Linked DNA regions of Homo sapiens: region 2 is linked to region 1. A link is a loop called in an ENCODE intact Hi-C map of the cell type or tissue named here. Cell type or tissue: CD14-positive monocyte. All regions are shown on one strand. Each heading gives the region's core, and the rest is flanking DNA. Links, peaks and the distances in the headings are about the cores only.

Region 1 (7,832 bases), core at 3,390-5,889:
TGAAGTTGCAACAATTTACCAAATATCTCTAAGCTTCAGGTTCTTCTTCTGTAGACTGGAAGAAATAATAGATCCAACCTCATGGCATCATTTTAGGAAATAAATGAGATAATGTGTATAAACCTCTAGGTATAATTCCTGTTGCAGAGTAAGCCTTTAAAAACTGCTAACTATCATCATCGTCATCGTCACCACTATCATTATTTTGAAGACTCTAGGAGACGAATATACATCTGTTTAATTATATCAAGCCACAGTAACCCTGAGCATCATAATACATACCTCTTCCTAGACTAATGTGAGATTTCTGGGTAACTTTCAGTACCTACAAATCTTGTTATTTTTCTCTTCACAAAGACAGCTATATTCAGTACAAAATGTACTCCCTGGGAACACTTGCTCTAGCTCCTAAGTATAAACCAATCAATAACAACTGTGTGACATAAGAGAAGATACTTAATCATAATTGTTTTAATCTACTTATCTGTAAAATAAAGGGATTGAAACAGACCATAAAAAGCAAAGTCTGTATCCAAACTAAAGTTCTGAGATTTCTTCTTGCCCAGCTCTGTCTTGTGGTAAATAATTAACATCTATGGTAGCAAAGAATAAATTATTCTCCAGTTCCAGTTCACTAAGTTGATGTCTAGCTCTCTGAGAATATTACACCATTTTAACTCCAAAAATAACAAGACACAGCAGCTCTGCTGTCTAGTAGAAATTAATAAGCTAATGACCTGAAAAAAAATCAATGTAATGCCAAATAGACATACTAAAATAATGCATTCTTGAAATAAGTATAATCACCTGTGACTGTCTGTTGCCTCATTAATCCTGACAAAATCCCTACGAAGTATTTAAATGGTTTGTAGCGGAAACATTTTTGTTTTAGCAGGAGAAAGAAAAACCTTATGCCAAACAAGAAATTTGCATATTTTGCCTAAAATTACCCACAACATTGAGGAGCAATCTACAAGAAACTGGATCTGTGAACCTCCAGCTGAGTGTCTGTAAGGAGGATGAGAAATAGTGAGATAAACAGATGGGGAATAAGGAAGGAGATGTTTTCTTCTTTCCTTTATTCCTATCTGAACTGCCTACAAAAAAACAGATGAGGCCAATTCCCAAAGTGTCTTTTCTTTAAAAGAAGTTTTGTAATGGTGCTATATTCTCTCCACACAGTGAAACTGTGCAAAAACTGAATTTTCCTTCACTGTGGGTCACCGGGAACATACCTGGTCTTATCTCATTGTCAAGCCAATCAGTTTCTATTGTTATCGTTACTTAGAGCTTCCCCTCCTGGACAGTTTCTGTGCTTCTGAGCAGAGGAAGACCTTGATTTCTAGGCAAGACACTGAGATGCCTATTCTTGGAAAATTATGCTAATGTTTTCTTTCTTTCTTCTTTCCTTTCTTCCCTCTGCCTCCCTTTCTGTCTCTCTCCTTCTTCCTCTCCTGGTCTTGGTCTTTGTCTCTACCTCTTTCTCTCTCTCTCCTACTCTTTGTAAAACAGACTATTGCCTCTAATTCCACAAGATACTTAGGTTACTTGCACAGTTACAGATAAAACTCATAGGGCTTATCAGTAGGAATTTTTCTAACAATAACTTGTGCAGTTACTCATACAGCATATCATATGCTCCCACTGTTGCAGATTCAAAAAGTTGACAGAAATTAGGGAAATTTAATTCCAGAGCAGAGTGCCAGTGAGCCAGGATAGTTACACAAAAGTAAGTTTCAAAAGACAATTTCAGTGTCAGGATTCAATTGAAAAGGCTGATAACTTCAGTTTTCTTCATATGTCCAGATATATTTAACAACAAAATTCTAAAAACTTTTTTGTTTTAAAAGGGAGGAGTGTTCTAACTCTCAGAACCAAAAATATATTCACTGATTAAAGTTTTGTTGACCTTAGTTCATAAAGGATATTAAATTTAAAAAATCCTAAGAATTTATGAAATGTGGAAAAAAAACATATTAAGAGCCTCCTCCAAGTCTAGGCAATGGGCTTCTGAAAGTTGTCTTCTCTTGATACCGGGTACTGAGGAATAGGGCCTGTTTTGACGCCAGCTGAAAAGACACTCAAATTACTAATGACCCATTAGCAACATATTCCCATTCAAGACTCTACATCATTTCTCCACAGAGGACTTTGGGTGTTCACTCGAGTGCTCTGAGGTTTAGGTCAGTGTTGCTAGGACCCTCCAGAGGGCCTCCTGTCTGATAAGACTTCCTACTGGATAATCACAGAATGAATAAAGTTATTCTCTCCACTATGCACGGGAGGGTCCAAACAGTATGTGGAATCTTTTAAGAGCAGAAAACCTGCATTTCCTTCTCCCCATCATAGTGTGAAATTAGGAGAAGCTAATCTGACAACTCGTTCATGACCAGGAGGGCTAAATTGCCAAAAAGTAAAAAGAGCCAGTCCTGAAGAATTTTCTAGGACTGATATGATTTGGCTGTGTCCCCACTCAAATATAATCTTGAATTGAAGTTCCCATAATTCCCACGTGTTGTGAGAGGGACCTGGTGGGAGATAATTGAATTACAGGGACAGTTTCCCCCATACTGTTCTCGTGGTAGTGAATAAGTCTCACAAAATCTGATGATTTTATAAGGGATTTCCCTTTTCACTTGGCTCTCATTCTCTCTTTTCTGCCACCACATAAGACGGGCCTTTTGCCTTCCGCCACACAAGACAGACCTTTTGCCTTCTGCCATGATTGTGAGGCTTCCCCAGCCATGTGGAACTGTGAGCCCATTAAACCTCTTTTTCTGTATAAATTACCCAGTCTTGGGTATGTCTTTATCAACAGCATGAAAACAGACTAATACGAGGACACTACCCAAAAGTTCAGAAAGAATAAATACATTGCAAAGATGAAACTGCTCAATCGAGTGGAAAGAAGTTTCCTTCCCCAAATTTAAAAACCAAATGTATAGGCTGACATCCAGTATTATACACAACATATTTGTTTTCATTACTATGAAAAGTATGACAAATGCAAAAATGGAAAATAAAGACCTAAGTGGGTGATTGTCACCAGAAGTTTCACTGACGTTCTTCCCCTTGATTCTGTCCCGTCAAGTCAATTCTTGTGGTTAGCATCATGATGGAGCATTCTACTCCCTTTCTCTTCTCAGGAGAGATGCCTGAATTTCTTTGTTCCTTCCCAACATCCTAGATCCTATAACAATAAAACAGGCAAAATACAGTTGCTGTGGTTCCATTGCCCCTGACTGCAATTCATTCTCCAAGTTAAACCAAGATAATCTTTCAAACACCCAAAGCTTAGAGGTCTCCCTAGGTTTTAAAGCCATTCAGTGACTTCCTATTGTCTGAGAGTGAAATATGAAGTCCATCTTATGGCTTAAAATGTTCGTAGTGATGTGCCTCCTTTCTTCTTCTCCAGCCTCATCTTCTGCCATTCCCTCATCCCGCATCAGCACCCCGTGTTCTAGCCTTTATTTTAATTGTTCAGATACACAGTATTCTCCCTTTCTCCTGGATGCTAGAATCTTCAGCTCCTTCTGTTTTGCACTACCCCTTCTTCCCTTCTCCTAACTTCTATTCTACCCATAAACATTTTTCAGACTTCAGGAGAAATAGCACTTCCTACAGGAGACTTGCCTCTTCTACCTCACCATGTTAAGCCCCTCTGACATGCGCTCCCATATACCTGCCTGTGACCAAATTATTGTCTGCATCCCCAAAGAGGCTACAAGCTCCATGGAGGTAAGATCATTTGTTTTATTTACTGCATGTACTCATGCCCTAGTACAGGACATATCTGTGGTGGCCAAAACACATTTGTTGAATAAATTGTACAAATTATATGAGCACAACCTATTAAGTAGAAGTTACTTTAGAGTAGTTGTTTATAACTGATACCACCCAATATTGGAACACATGGGTAGAAATTTTTCAAAAATTCTTCCTCAGCCTTCAGGTCCACCTGTAAGTGATGAATTTCTTTTCCTCTTTCTCTGTGTCACAGATTACCACCACTTGACCATTTGGCAACTGAATAACTTTGACCATTAGATGCTTCTCCCGTTACTGAACTGAACTGCCTTTCTGTTCTTGCCATTTGCAGGAATGTGTGTTTTGTTAAGTACAAGTCACAAGACTGGCTCAATCCTTAATGCATCCATCTGTTGGTTTCCCCAGTATAGTTTAGTCAGTAAACAGAATTCCATTTCCAGATTGGAAAATCTATGTTTTGTGGGCTGAATTGTGTATTCCCCCACAAATCCTTACATTGAATCCCTACCACCTAATACCTGAGAATGTAGCTCTATTTGAAGTTAGAGCCTTTAAAGAGGTGATTAAGTTAAAATAAGACCATGCGGACTGTAATCCAATCTTGCTAGTGTCCTTATAAGAAGAGGAAATTTGGACACACACACAGACACACATTCACAGAGAAAAAGCCGTGTGAGGACGCAGCGAGAAAGTGACCATCTGAAAGCCAAGGAGAGAGGCCTGAAGAAACCAAACCTTCCAAAACCTTGATCTTGGACTTCCAGCCTCAGGAATTGTGAGACAATAAATTTCTGTTGTTTAAGCCACCAAGTCTATGGTATTTTGTTATAGCAGCCCTGGGAAACACCAAGAAAAGTTAGAAACATCTCACCATATTCTGGAGTTGAAAATCTATCTGTATCATTGTTCTTTCTCCATTTTCAACTAAGTATCTCTTAATCCAGAAATAAATATGAATATTAAGGAAGAAACTTAATAAGAATATTTCATTGATCACCAAATTTGTGCCAGGCATTGTACTGGGTGCTTCAAGGAATGTCATTTTGTTCCCCTTTTAACAGCTCAGGAAACAGGATCAGAGAGGTTACGTAATCACCCAAAGATCATACAATTAGCAAAGGGGATGAGACAGCATTTGAATGTAGATCTAAGAGAATTCAGTGGAGTAGACAAAGCAAAGGCTTTGGAGCCATGTGACTTGGATGTGTACCCAAGTTTGTTGCTAAGTTCTGGTATCAGTCCCTTGTCTTCCATGAGGCTCATTTTCTTCAACTGTAAAATGAGGATACTACTACTTACCTTGCAGGGTTAGCAAGAAAACTAAATGAAATAACTTACAAAGGAACAAAAACATAGTAGCTATTTAAAAAGTCAGCTCCTCTATTGTAGCTTGTGGTAGCAAAGTCAAAACAAGCCCCAGACCCCAGTACTAGCAGTAACTGTCTTATGCCAGCAGTGGTTTTTGTTTGTTTGTTTCAATAAAGAAAAAGCTTATTTTTGTATTGATTGATATGTCATTATTTTAAAATTCAGTAAACATGTCTATCAGGTGAGTGACTGGCCTGCCTCTGAGCCTGGGCCTGTGATTGAGTGCTTCTTGGAATGTCTGTGCTCACCAGTGTGCATGGGATAAAGGAAAAATCAATTTAAGACTAGCCTGGCCTAACAGGTCAGAACTGAGCTGACAGACACTAGGGTATGGGAAAATATATATTTGCTCAAAGAGTGCTGATTTCAGTCTATATTCAACTTGTATTTCTTAAATAAATCGCCATTCAGACAGGGCTAAAAGTACTGCTCAGCTACAGTTATCTCAAAATTAAGAGTTTAATTTTCAAAAAAGAAGTAATACTCAGTAGTCAGCCACACCTTGTGTCAAAGCCTCCTCCTTCATTTTCTAGATAAGTGACCTTGACCAGATTCCCCAAACTCCTTAAACGTGTTTTGCTCATCTATAAAATTACCACAATAATAACTACCTCACAGCTTGGTTGTAAATAATAAACGCAATTATATATGTATAGTGCTTAATGATAATAGCATTTATATAACATTTGCTATGTGCCGGTCACTGGTCTAAGCACTTGACTTGTATCTAACTTAGTATAGTCTTCACAACAACTTTATGAAATAGGTGCTGCTATTATCCTCATTTTACTGATGAGGAAGCTGAGATTCAGATAAATTAAGTAACTATCCAAAAGTCACAGAGCTAGTAGATGGTAGAGCTGGATTAAAACCCAAGCGGTCTGATTCCAGAGGCTGTATGTGTAGACAGTAAGAGATGGCTGCTTCTGAGTAAATGTTCAACACTCAACACTTGTAATTGCATTAAAGGAATAATCACCTCTCTTAACTTTGCATCATTGCGCTGCATTTGTTTTTAAGAGAACTTCGTTTGCAAAACTAAATCAAATACAGCTCTCTACATGCTAGGAAGCCATGTGTCAGTTAAAACATAGCCACTCTCCATGCCCTCAGGCCTTTGCCGTTTGATACCCGCTCCTCTTGAGTATCTTTGCCCTCCCACTTTCTTCAACTGTTTTCCTATGCAGCTATCAGATCTCTACCATGGAAATACCAATCACAGGATCATAAGGAGCTTACTCTCTCTGGATGTCTTCAAAGAGGGCTCTGTCTTTTTCTCTGGATCCCTTCCAGCTGACGCAGCACAGGGCCACCCAAAGTACACGCGCAATACACGCTGACCAAAGAAAAGTATATATAAATATGAGATATGTGTTCAAGAGAAGATGGAAAATTTTAATAGGATGGTGAGATTTCCCATATGTTGTGATTATCTTTTTATATAACAGAAATATATTGATAATGGGTTTTTGGAGAAGAATGTTCCCATATTTTATATTAAAAGTCTATTTTGAATTTAAAATATCTATAGAACATTATATGTGGTATATTATAAAACCAAAAAAGGGCTGCTTACCCAGTCAACATCTCCCCACTCCTCTGATTTTTATATGCATTTCTCAGCTTCTATGTTCAGGACATTACATCAGCTATATATTTCTGTCATCACAGTGATTTGTGTTATTAAAAACATAATTCTTAGCTAAAACAAAGTTAAATTTGAGATAAACCATCATCCATATAATTTTGTAAGAACATTCTTATTTATAGGCTATACAGGTGAGTGTCCCTTATCCAAAATGCTTAGGACTAGAAGTATTTCAGATTTCAGAATTTTGGGGGGATTTTGTATTTGCATGTACATAATGAGATACCTTGGGGCTGAGACCTAAGTCTAACCATAAAATTTATTTGTTTCACATACATATTATACATATAGCCTGAAAATAATCTTTTGCATTTTAATAATTTTGTACATGAAACCAAGTTTGTATCTAGTACTTACATGTGGAATTTTCCACTTGTCATGTTTCAGATTGTTGGAGCACTTTTTAACAAAAACTTTCATTTAAAAAAGATTATTGCTTAGGAGTGGGGGCCAGGGAGGCAGTGTATAATGACACTATCTTTGTTTTGCTAGATAAGTAAGTAATTTATGTCTATTTGGAGACTTTATGGCAATAAATGATCTAGTAGGTTAGCCAATTTGGTTGCCCTGATGGCTATCTACCAAAAAGATTTAATTTGCCCCGTGTTCTACATGATTTAGTCATCAGGGACATTTGGGAGGATTTTTTCTATTGGGAGATATATTAGGTTAGGCTGTGATAGAAAATAGAAACAAACATGCAAAGGCTCAACAGATAAGAAGTTTATATCTTGCTTACATCACAGTCCAGGAAGGCTCAGATTTTGGAGCAATTAGGATTTCAGATTTTTAGATCAGGGATGCTAAACCTGTGACTGACACACAGCTTCCTGGCATGTAAAGAAGGGCCACAAGAAAGACATGGGGCATGGAACACCTCAGATGTGATGCCCAGGAGTTTAGATATTTTAAGGATTTTAAACATGAGAATATCTAAACACGATCAGATCAGTTTTAGAAATTTTCCTAGGAGAAGTGCAGAAGGTAAATTGGATTTAAGAAATGTGGAGCAATTAAATGAAATAAGTCAGGTACAGAAAGATAAATA
Region 2 (8,505 bases), core at 3,229-5,728, 88 kb before region 1:
GGTGTATGTGTCCAGGAATTTATTCATTTCTTCTAGATTTTCTAGTTCATTTGCATAGAGGTGTTTATAGTATTCTCTAATGGAAGTTTGTATTTCTGTGGGATCCGTGGTGATATCACCTATATCATTTTTTATTGCATCTATTTGATTCTTCTCTCTTTTCTTCTTTATTAGTCTCACTAGCAGTCTATTTTGTTGATCTTTTAAGAAAACCAGCTCCTGGATTCATTGATTTTTTGAAGGGTTTTTCATGTCTCTATCTCCTTCAGTTCTGTTCTGACCTTATTTCTTGTCTTCTGCTGGATTTTGAATTTGTTTGCTGTTGCTTCTGTAGTTCTTTTAATTTTGATGTTAGGGTGTCCATTTTAGATCTTTCTTGCTTTCTCCTGTGGGCTTTTATTGCTATAAATTTCCCTCCACACACTGTTTTAAATGTGTCCCAGAGATTCTGGTACGTTGTGTCTTCGTTCTCATTGGTTTCAAAGAACATCTTTATTTCTGCCTTCATTTCTTTACTTACCCAGTAGTCACTCAGGAGCAGGTTGTTCAGTTTCCATGTAGTTGTGCAGTTTTGAGTGAGTTTCTTAATCCTGAGTTCTACTTTGATTGCACTGTGGTCTGAGAGACTGTTATGATTTCTGTTCTTTTGCATTTGCTGAGGAGTGTTTCACTTCCAATTATGTAGTCAATTTTAGAATAAGTGCGATGTGGTGCCGAGAAGAATGTATATTCTGTTAATTTGGGGTGGAGCGTTCTGTAGATGTCTATTAGGTCTGCTTGGTCCAGAGCTGAGTTCAAGTCCTGAATATCCGTGTTGATTTTCTGTCTTGATCTGTCTAATATTGACAGTGGGATGTTAAAGTCACCCACTATTATTGTATGGGAGTCTAAGTCTCTTTGTAGGTCTCTATGAACTTAATTTATGAATCTGGGTGCTCCTGTATTGGGTGCATATATATTTGGGATAGCTAGCTCTTCTTGCTGTATTGATCCCTTTACCACTATGTAATGCCCTTCTTTGTCTCTTTTGATCTTTGTTGGTTTAAAGTCTGTTTCATCAGAGATTAGGATTGCAACTCCTGCTTTTTTTTACTTTCCATTTGCTTGTAAATATTCCTCCATCTCTTTATTTTGAGCCTATGTGTGTTTTTGCATGTGAGATGGGTCTCCTGAATATAGTACACTGATGGGTCTTGACTCTTTATCCAATTTGCCAGTCTGTGTCTTTTAATTGGGGCACTTAACCAGTTTACATTTAAGGTTAATATTGTTATGTGTGAATCTGATCCTGTCATTATGATACCAGCTGGTTGTTTTGCCTGTTAGTTGATGCAGTTTCTTCGTAGAGTCGATGTCCTTTACAATTTGGTATGTTTTTTGAGTGGCTAGTACCGGTTGTTCCTTTCCATGTTTAGTGCTTCCTTCAAGAGCTCTTGTAAAGCAGGCCTGGTGGTGACAAAAATCTCTCAGCATTTGCTTGTCTGTAAAGGATTTTATTTCTCCTTCGCTTATGAAGGAGAAGCTTATTTTGGCTGGATATGAAATTCTGGGTTGAAATTCTTTTAAGAATGTTGAATATTGGTCCCCAATCTCTTCTGGCTTGTAGAGTTTCTGCCGAGAGATCCGCTGTTAGTCTGATGGGTTCCTCTTTGTGGGTAACCTGACCTTTCTCTGTGGCTGCCCTTAACATTTTTTCCTTCATTTCAACCTTGGTGAATCTGATGATTATGTGTTTTGGGGTTGCTCTTCTCGAGGAGTATCTTTGTGGTGCTCCTGTATTTCCTGAAGTTGAATGTTGGCCTGTCTTGCTAGGTTGGGGAAGTTCTCCTGGATAATATCCTGAGGAGTGTTTTCCAACTTGATTGCATTCTCCTCGTCACTTTCAGGTACACCAATCAAATGTTGATTTGGTCTTTTCACATAGTCCCATATTTCTTGGAGGCTTTGTTCATTCCTTTTTAGTCTTTTTTCTCTAATCTTGTCTTCTCTCTTTATTTCATTAAGTTGATCTTCAATCACTGATATCCTTTCTTCCACTTGATCGATTCGGCTATTGAAACTTGTGCGTGCTTCATGAAGTGAAGTTTTTCAGCTCCGTCAGGTCATTTATGTTCTTCTCTACACTGGTTATTCTAGCTAGCAGTTCATCTAACGTTTTTTCAAGGTTCTTAGCTTCCTTGCATTGGGTTAGAACCTGTTCCTTTAGCTCGGAGGAGTTTGTTATTACCCACCTTCTGAAGCCGAGTTCTGTCAATTCATCAAACTCATTTTTCTTCCAGCTTTGTTCCCTTGCTGGCAAGGAGTTGTTATCCTGTGGAAGAGAAAAGGCATTCTGTCTTTTGGAATTTTCAGCCTTTTTGTGCTGGCTTCTCCCCATCTTTGTGGATTTATCTACCTTTGGTCTTTGATGTTGGTGACCTTCAGATGGGGTCTTTGAGTGGACGTGCTATTCCTTTCTGTTTGTTTGTTTTCATTCTGACAATCTGACAATCAGGCCCCTCTGCTGCCCGTCTGCTGGAGTTTGCTGGAGGTCCATTCCCAACCCTGTTTGCCTGCTATCAGCAGCGAAGGCTGCAGAACAGCAAAGATTGCTGCCTGATCTTTCCTCTGGAAGCTTCATCCCAGAGTGCACCTGCCAGATGCCAGCCAGAGCTCTCCTGTATGAAGTGTCTCCTTTGTCCTGCAATTCTCTGTCTCTAAATGCAGGCTTTCAGCAATATTTGCCTCCCTCTAGCCCTTTAGTTCTAGCTACCTTTCACTTTACTGGGCTTTGACATCTCATGAAGTTCTCCCTACAAAAGTGGGGTCCTGCATTCCCCTACTATTTGAGCTCCCCTCACACTGTACTTTGAATATTTTCACATAGAAAGTTCTAGAAGGACAAATCAAGGGCATGACACTGGGAGCAAGAATGTAAGAGAGCATGTGGCTTAGGTGAAGGAGTGGACCTGCCTAAAGGAAAGTTTCAGTCACAAAGATCTGGATAGCTCAGACCGTGCCTGCTGCTCAGACACCTGCGTTTATTTCTACCTTTTTTTTTTTTTTTGCTTGGCATATTTTATACTACTTCAAAGGTAAACTACCATCTTTCATGATAAACCTATATAATATATTGGTATATAATAACCCTAGAAATTATTTTACAAGCCAGTTTGTCATAGGTGAGTGGTGACTATCTGGGCCAATGGTGCAGGTGATAAGAAGTTACCAAAACAGTAATAGGTAAAGGAGGGCAGATTTATTAGAGAAGATAAGAAAATATATTACAAGGGAGCAACAGGCAGACTAGCAAGAGAGGAGCTGACTGCAAGGAGATAAAGGCTGGCTGGGGAATAGGGTGCTTGTGCTGTGTGCTAATGAGGGTTTTGTGCAGTATTGATAATGCCAAGGTTGCAGTGAGCTAACATGTATTTTTTATCAGCCGAGGATCTGGTGATAACTGGGTGCAGGAAGATTGTTAGTTATTTGCACAGGAGAGCTATGTGCCCTGGACCATGAAAAAAAGGCAGACTTATAGCTTATCTGCTTCCTTCTTTTTGCTTTCTCTTGGAAAGGAGCCAGCCTGACTCTTTTTCTCAATTAGGACTCCATACAATTAGAAGGATTGACTTTAGGATAGTTAGTGGAAAACATGAAGTTCAACTCCTAGCATGCCTTCCTTCTGCTACTTTACTAACAATGTGAACATAGGTGAGTTCAAGAAGCCTGGGTGCCTGCCATTGGCACTATCACCTTTTGAGAAAATGGTCCTAACCTGTTTTTTCCTTTTCTCCTTAGTCACTGTTGCTTCTACCATATGATCTTTAGGGAACTGCAAAATACTGCTAACTTAAAGGCACAGGAAGGTACTATATTTACTCTGCACATGTCAAAGGTAACTTTATATGAAGGGCAGGTAAGGAAATCCAGCCACCTTTATTGTGGTTGGCATGCATTCTGCCCAAAACAGATATTCTATATCAAAAAGCTAGAAACAAATAAAATCATAATGATCATTTTTAATTGTTACTATTGAAAAGTATTGTACTGGTTTTTCAAAATACATTATTTCATTTAATCTTTATGATACAATGTGAGTAGAGGTTAAGACTCCATTTTTACAGACAAGAAAATGAAAGCTTTTAGAGAAGTTGAGTAAAATGCCAGAAATAGTCAACCCCACTGGAAATGAGGGAAAAAAATGCCTGAGATAACATAGCAGGTAAGTGGCAGAGATAGAATTTGTTTGTTTGTCTCTTTGTTTATTTATTTATTTATTTATTGAGACAGAGTCTTGCTTTGTTACCCAGGCTAGAGTGTAGTGGCACAATCTCAGCTCACTGTAACCTCCACCTCCCGGGTTCAAATGCTTCTCCTGCCTCCGTCTCCTGTGTAGCTGGGATTACAGGCGTGCACCACCATGCCTAGCTATTTTTTTTATTTTTAGTATAGTCACAATTTCACCATGTTGGCAAGGCTGGTCTCAAACTCCTGACCTCAAGTGATGGGCCCACCTCAGCCTCCCAAATGGCAGAGATAGAATTTAAACCAAATAAACAACATGTATGAAAATGTATTAATAATTAATACTTATAAAAGGCAAGGTGTAGCTACGACCAGAAAAAGAGAACTTTGACATTATGTGTAAAAATCAGCCTAAAGACTTCATTCATTCAAGTTCACGGTGAGTCATAGCTCTTCCAGGCTGCAAGTAGATCTAATTGGCAACTGACTTCTTAAAAAAGAGAAGCAAAAAGACAATTTTCAACTTTTTCTTGTCAACTCATTTCAAAAGGAAGTTAAGGTTATCATATTCAATATCACCGTCTCTTAGTACAAACTGGAATGTTATTTTTCCCTGTTATGGATTCCTGATATTTTCAGTTAAGTTTATTTATTTAATTCCTCCCATACAGCATACATCACTCTCTATCCTGGAGATGCAACAGTAAACAAGGAAAGCAGTGTCCCTTCTGTCATGGAGTTTATATTCTAGTACAGGAAGCATAAATTAATAAATTACAAATCAGGATTCATGACATAATAGTTTATAAGAGCTTAGATACAGAATTTAAAAATGGGCTTGTCAGGAAAGATGTCTTTAAGCAAATTTAGTGGATTTCGTATGCTTTGCTCTATCCAGCTGCATCTCATGGATCCGTGAACTATTTGTTCTCAGTGCTTAGAAAATTTTGGTAAGACTTGGTCAAGGGGCCTACTCTGCCTACCACAGAGAGAGAATTATGAGTCCTTTCTCCTCAACAGTGATTAGTTTGAGGATGAGCACATAGCCAAGCAAGGCCAACCAGGGAGGAAGCTTAACTTTAAGTAGGAAGAAGTTCCCATCCTAATAGAGTTGCTTAGCTTGTAAGAAGTGGGCTGCTATCAAATTTGCAACTTAGAGGGAATTTGTTCAAGAATTTAGAAAGAAATGGAGCCATCAATACCAAATACAATTGTGATGACAGCAAGAATCTACTTCTGCACATTTTAGTTTGAGGCTAATAAATTTCCCTTAAATTGTTTTAGCTAGTTTGTGTTTGGTTCTTTTATCACTATACTGAAAGAATCAACAATTTTTCACGGTTGGCACGGAATCTTTGGTATGATTAATGTGAAGGAAACAGTTCTATGAGGACTATGGACAAAATAACATTCCTGGCAGAGAAATGGGCATCAGAAAATTTCTCAAGGTGGAAAATAATATTATATGTTCTAGAAACAACTGCATAATCCATTAAGAGAAGGCAACAAACAATGGTCACTACCACTATTAAAAAATCAACATTGCGCTGAAATTTCCTTGCCAATAAAAGAAAAAAGTAAAAGAAATTAAGGATAGCAGGGTAAAAAAAGAAGAGACATAACTGTTATATGTAAACATTTGTCTACATAAACAAATTCAAAAATATGTATAGACAACCTGTTAGAGTTTAGCAGGAGCTCTGCAGAGAGATCAATATAGTCAATGATGCTTTTGCACAACATCAATAACCTATTAGAGAATATAATAATATAAAAGATTCTATTTGTGATACCAGCAATAAACATAGAGTTCCTAGGAACAAAACATGCAAAATGATGTACAAAACTGCTATTCAGAAAATTACAGAATCTAACAGATGGACATAAAACAAAGTGAATATATCTTGAGAAAGGCATAATTAATAAGTAGGAAGATTCACTGTTGTAAATATTTCTATTTCCTCTCAAATTTACCTAGAAGTTGAACGTGATTCCAATGAGAATATTCAGAAAACTTTTCACGATGCTACATAAGTGAATTAGAAAAATAGAAGTCCAAGAACACCCCAGAAAATTTGGAAACCCAGCCAGGCCATTCAAGTCAAATAGCTCTTCTTCAGTATCCTGCTCAAAGGGTGCTCTACCACTAAGAGCACTACAGTGTCCCAAGGGCTCCTGAGTCATACAGAATCCAAGGCTTCACCCAGGCTTACGGAATTAGATATATTAACAAAAATCCCCAAGTAAGCTACGTTTGCAAGAAAGTTTTCAAAGCAATCACCTAGTGTTCATCATTGTACCTTCTCTTTATAGATCTGACCTTTTTGACCTTTGATTATAAATTAAGGCACAGGCTTTTAGGCTCAAAATCCCAAGATTTAGATAACATGGTTTGTGTTAATTCTATAAGATTTGTTTAATATGGTCAAGAACTGATCTAAATGTTCCAGATGCATTTTCTTTATATAAAAAGGTGAGAAGAGTGAAAATCTGTCTCAAAAACAAAAAAGAAACACACACACACACACGAAGAGGCAGGCAGATCACAAGGTCAGGAGTTTGAGGCCAGCCTGGCCAACATAGTGAAACCCCATCTCTACTAAAAATACGAAAACAATTAGCTGGGCGTGGTGGCAGGCACCTGTAATCCCAGCTACTTGGGAGGCTGAGGCAGGAGAATCACTTGAACCTGGGAGGCAGAGGTTGCAGTGAGCTGAGATTGTGCCACTGCACTCCAGCCTGGGCGACAGTGCGAGACTCTATCAAACACACACACACACACACACACACACACACACAAGAAATATTATCCCAAATTAGTCATGTATACGTTGCATCCTACCATATTTAATTAAGGAATGCTATTTTATCTATTCTCTCTCCATAAGTCACTTCTCAAATGACATACAGAGAAATAAATGAGTAACGTCATAGGTTATACATGCAGGTAAAATAGGGAAGTAGTGAGTGCTCTCTAATACTTCAGTAGTAATATTGCCTTTTCTTTCTTTGCTCAATTTAGTGTTTAATTTTTGTGGTTGGCTTTCTTGTTCTTTTTTATGGTAGCAACACGCAAGCCTTTACTGGTTTTGAAGTTTACCCTGCTAAAATTCTTCCTGTAAATACAGGAACTTCCCTCTCTATTACAGTTCCTGTAAATACAGGAACTGTTAACTTCCCTCTCTATTATCAGAAGATCAAGATCCTGAGACATTTATTTGTTCCTTCCATCATCATAGCATTACCAGTGTATCAGAGTAATAGTCATAGAACAGAACAAATGTACTTTTTCTCCTTTGTATTTCCTTTTACCAACTTCATCTGTATTCCATGGAAGTCATTCCTTTGCCTTAAGGTGGCTTCAGATTCCTAGTAAAGAATGTGAAGGTAAATAGAATGAATATTCGGGCTTCAGATACAGGAGACTTTCGAGACTACAATAAGATTATAGACTTAAATAAAAAGCTTTGTCAAAAGAAGGATGTTCTAAATGCTTTAGGAGCCCAATAATATAACAAGGACAGAAATGGTCTAATTGTTAAGATTTCAGTAAGCCACGGATATTTATAAACCAATGGAGGGTGGAAGAATATGCTTCCCCTACCCCCAATATACCTCTTTGATATAAGGATTTTTTTCATATAAAGGCACTTGATAAACAGCAGAAGCAAAAGGACATTCTAATCTTCTCTTTTCTTCCTAAAAACAGGAGATAAAAACTGCCATGTAAAAAATGCCCTCTCTGTACCAGGAGAAAAAAATATTTGACAGAGAATCATAGCCAAGAGAATTCTGTACAAACAGACTTTGTTAAAATAATTCTTATCTTTCATTAGCCTCCCCACATAATTTAGTTACTTTTCCAGAATTGCTGCTCTTTGTTAAACCTGATAATATGGTTTAGATGTTTTTTTCCACTCCAAGTCTCATGATGTAATGTGATCCTCAGTGTGGGAGGTGGGGTTTGGTGGGAGGTGTTTGAGTGGATCCCTCATGAATGGTGATATGGGTTGGCTGTGTCTACCCCCAGATCTCATCTTGAATTGTAGCTCCCATAATTCCCTTGTGTTGTGGAAGGGACCAAGTGGGAGATATTTGAATCATGGGGGCAGTTTCTCCCATACTGTTCTCATGGTATTGAATAAGTCTCACAAGATCTGATGGTTTTATAAGGGGAAACTCCTTTCTCTTGGCTCTCATTCTCTTCTGCTGTCTGCCACCATGTGAGATGTGCCTTTCACCTTCTGTCATGATAGTAAGGCCTCACCAGCCATGTGGAAC

What was found. A loop is a pair of places that touch in the nucleus more often than their neighbours do. Peaks named below come from ENCODE experiments on the same cell type or tissue, not always from the same donor. Only the 100,000 strongest peaks of a DNase experiment are listed, where the experiment ranks them.
Region 2: a loop joins it to region 1, with 2.4 times the contacts of the local background. A loop is called at or near these places in 4 of 110 quality-filtered maps.

What each region holds. Positions count from the first base shown.
Region 1 is chr4:174,525,452-174,533,283 of GRCh38, reverse strand. LOC105377548 (a long non-coding RNA gene) reads right to left here. Exons shown (of 7, transcript XR_007058492.1): 3 at 6,376-6,472; 4 at 1-3,190. LOC124900870 (a long non-coding RNA gene) reads left to right here and starts at 3,597. Exons shown (of 2, transcript XR_007058494.1): 1 at 3,597-3,738; 2 at 4,001-4,574. In CD14-positive monocyte, for the core only: no CTCF peak of the experiment used is centred there; a DNase peak (open chromatin) is centred at 4,863.
Region 2 is chr4:174,613,044-174,621,548 of GRCh38, reverse strand. LOC105377549 (a long non-coding RNA gene) reads right to left here. Exons shown (of 4, transcript XR_939492.3): 4 at 7,052-7,593. Among named protein-coding and RNA genes, the nearest start is that of HPGD, 95 kb to the right of the region's middle. RefSeq lists a silencer at 7,525-7,725. In CD14-positive monocyte, for the core only: no CTCF peak of the experiment used is centred there; a DNase peak (open chromatin) is centred at 4,678; H3K4me3 peaks cover 539 bases; H3K27ac peaks cover 602 bases.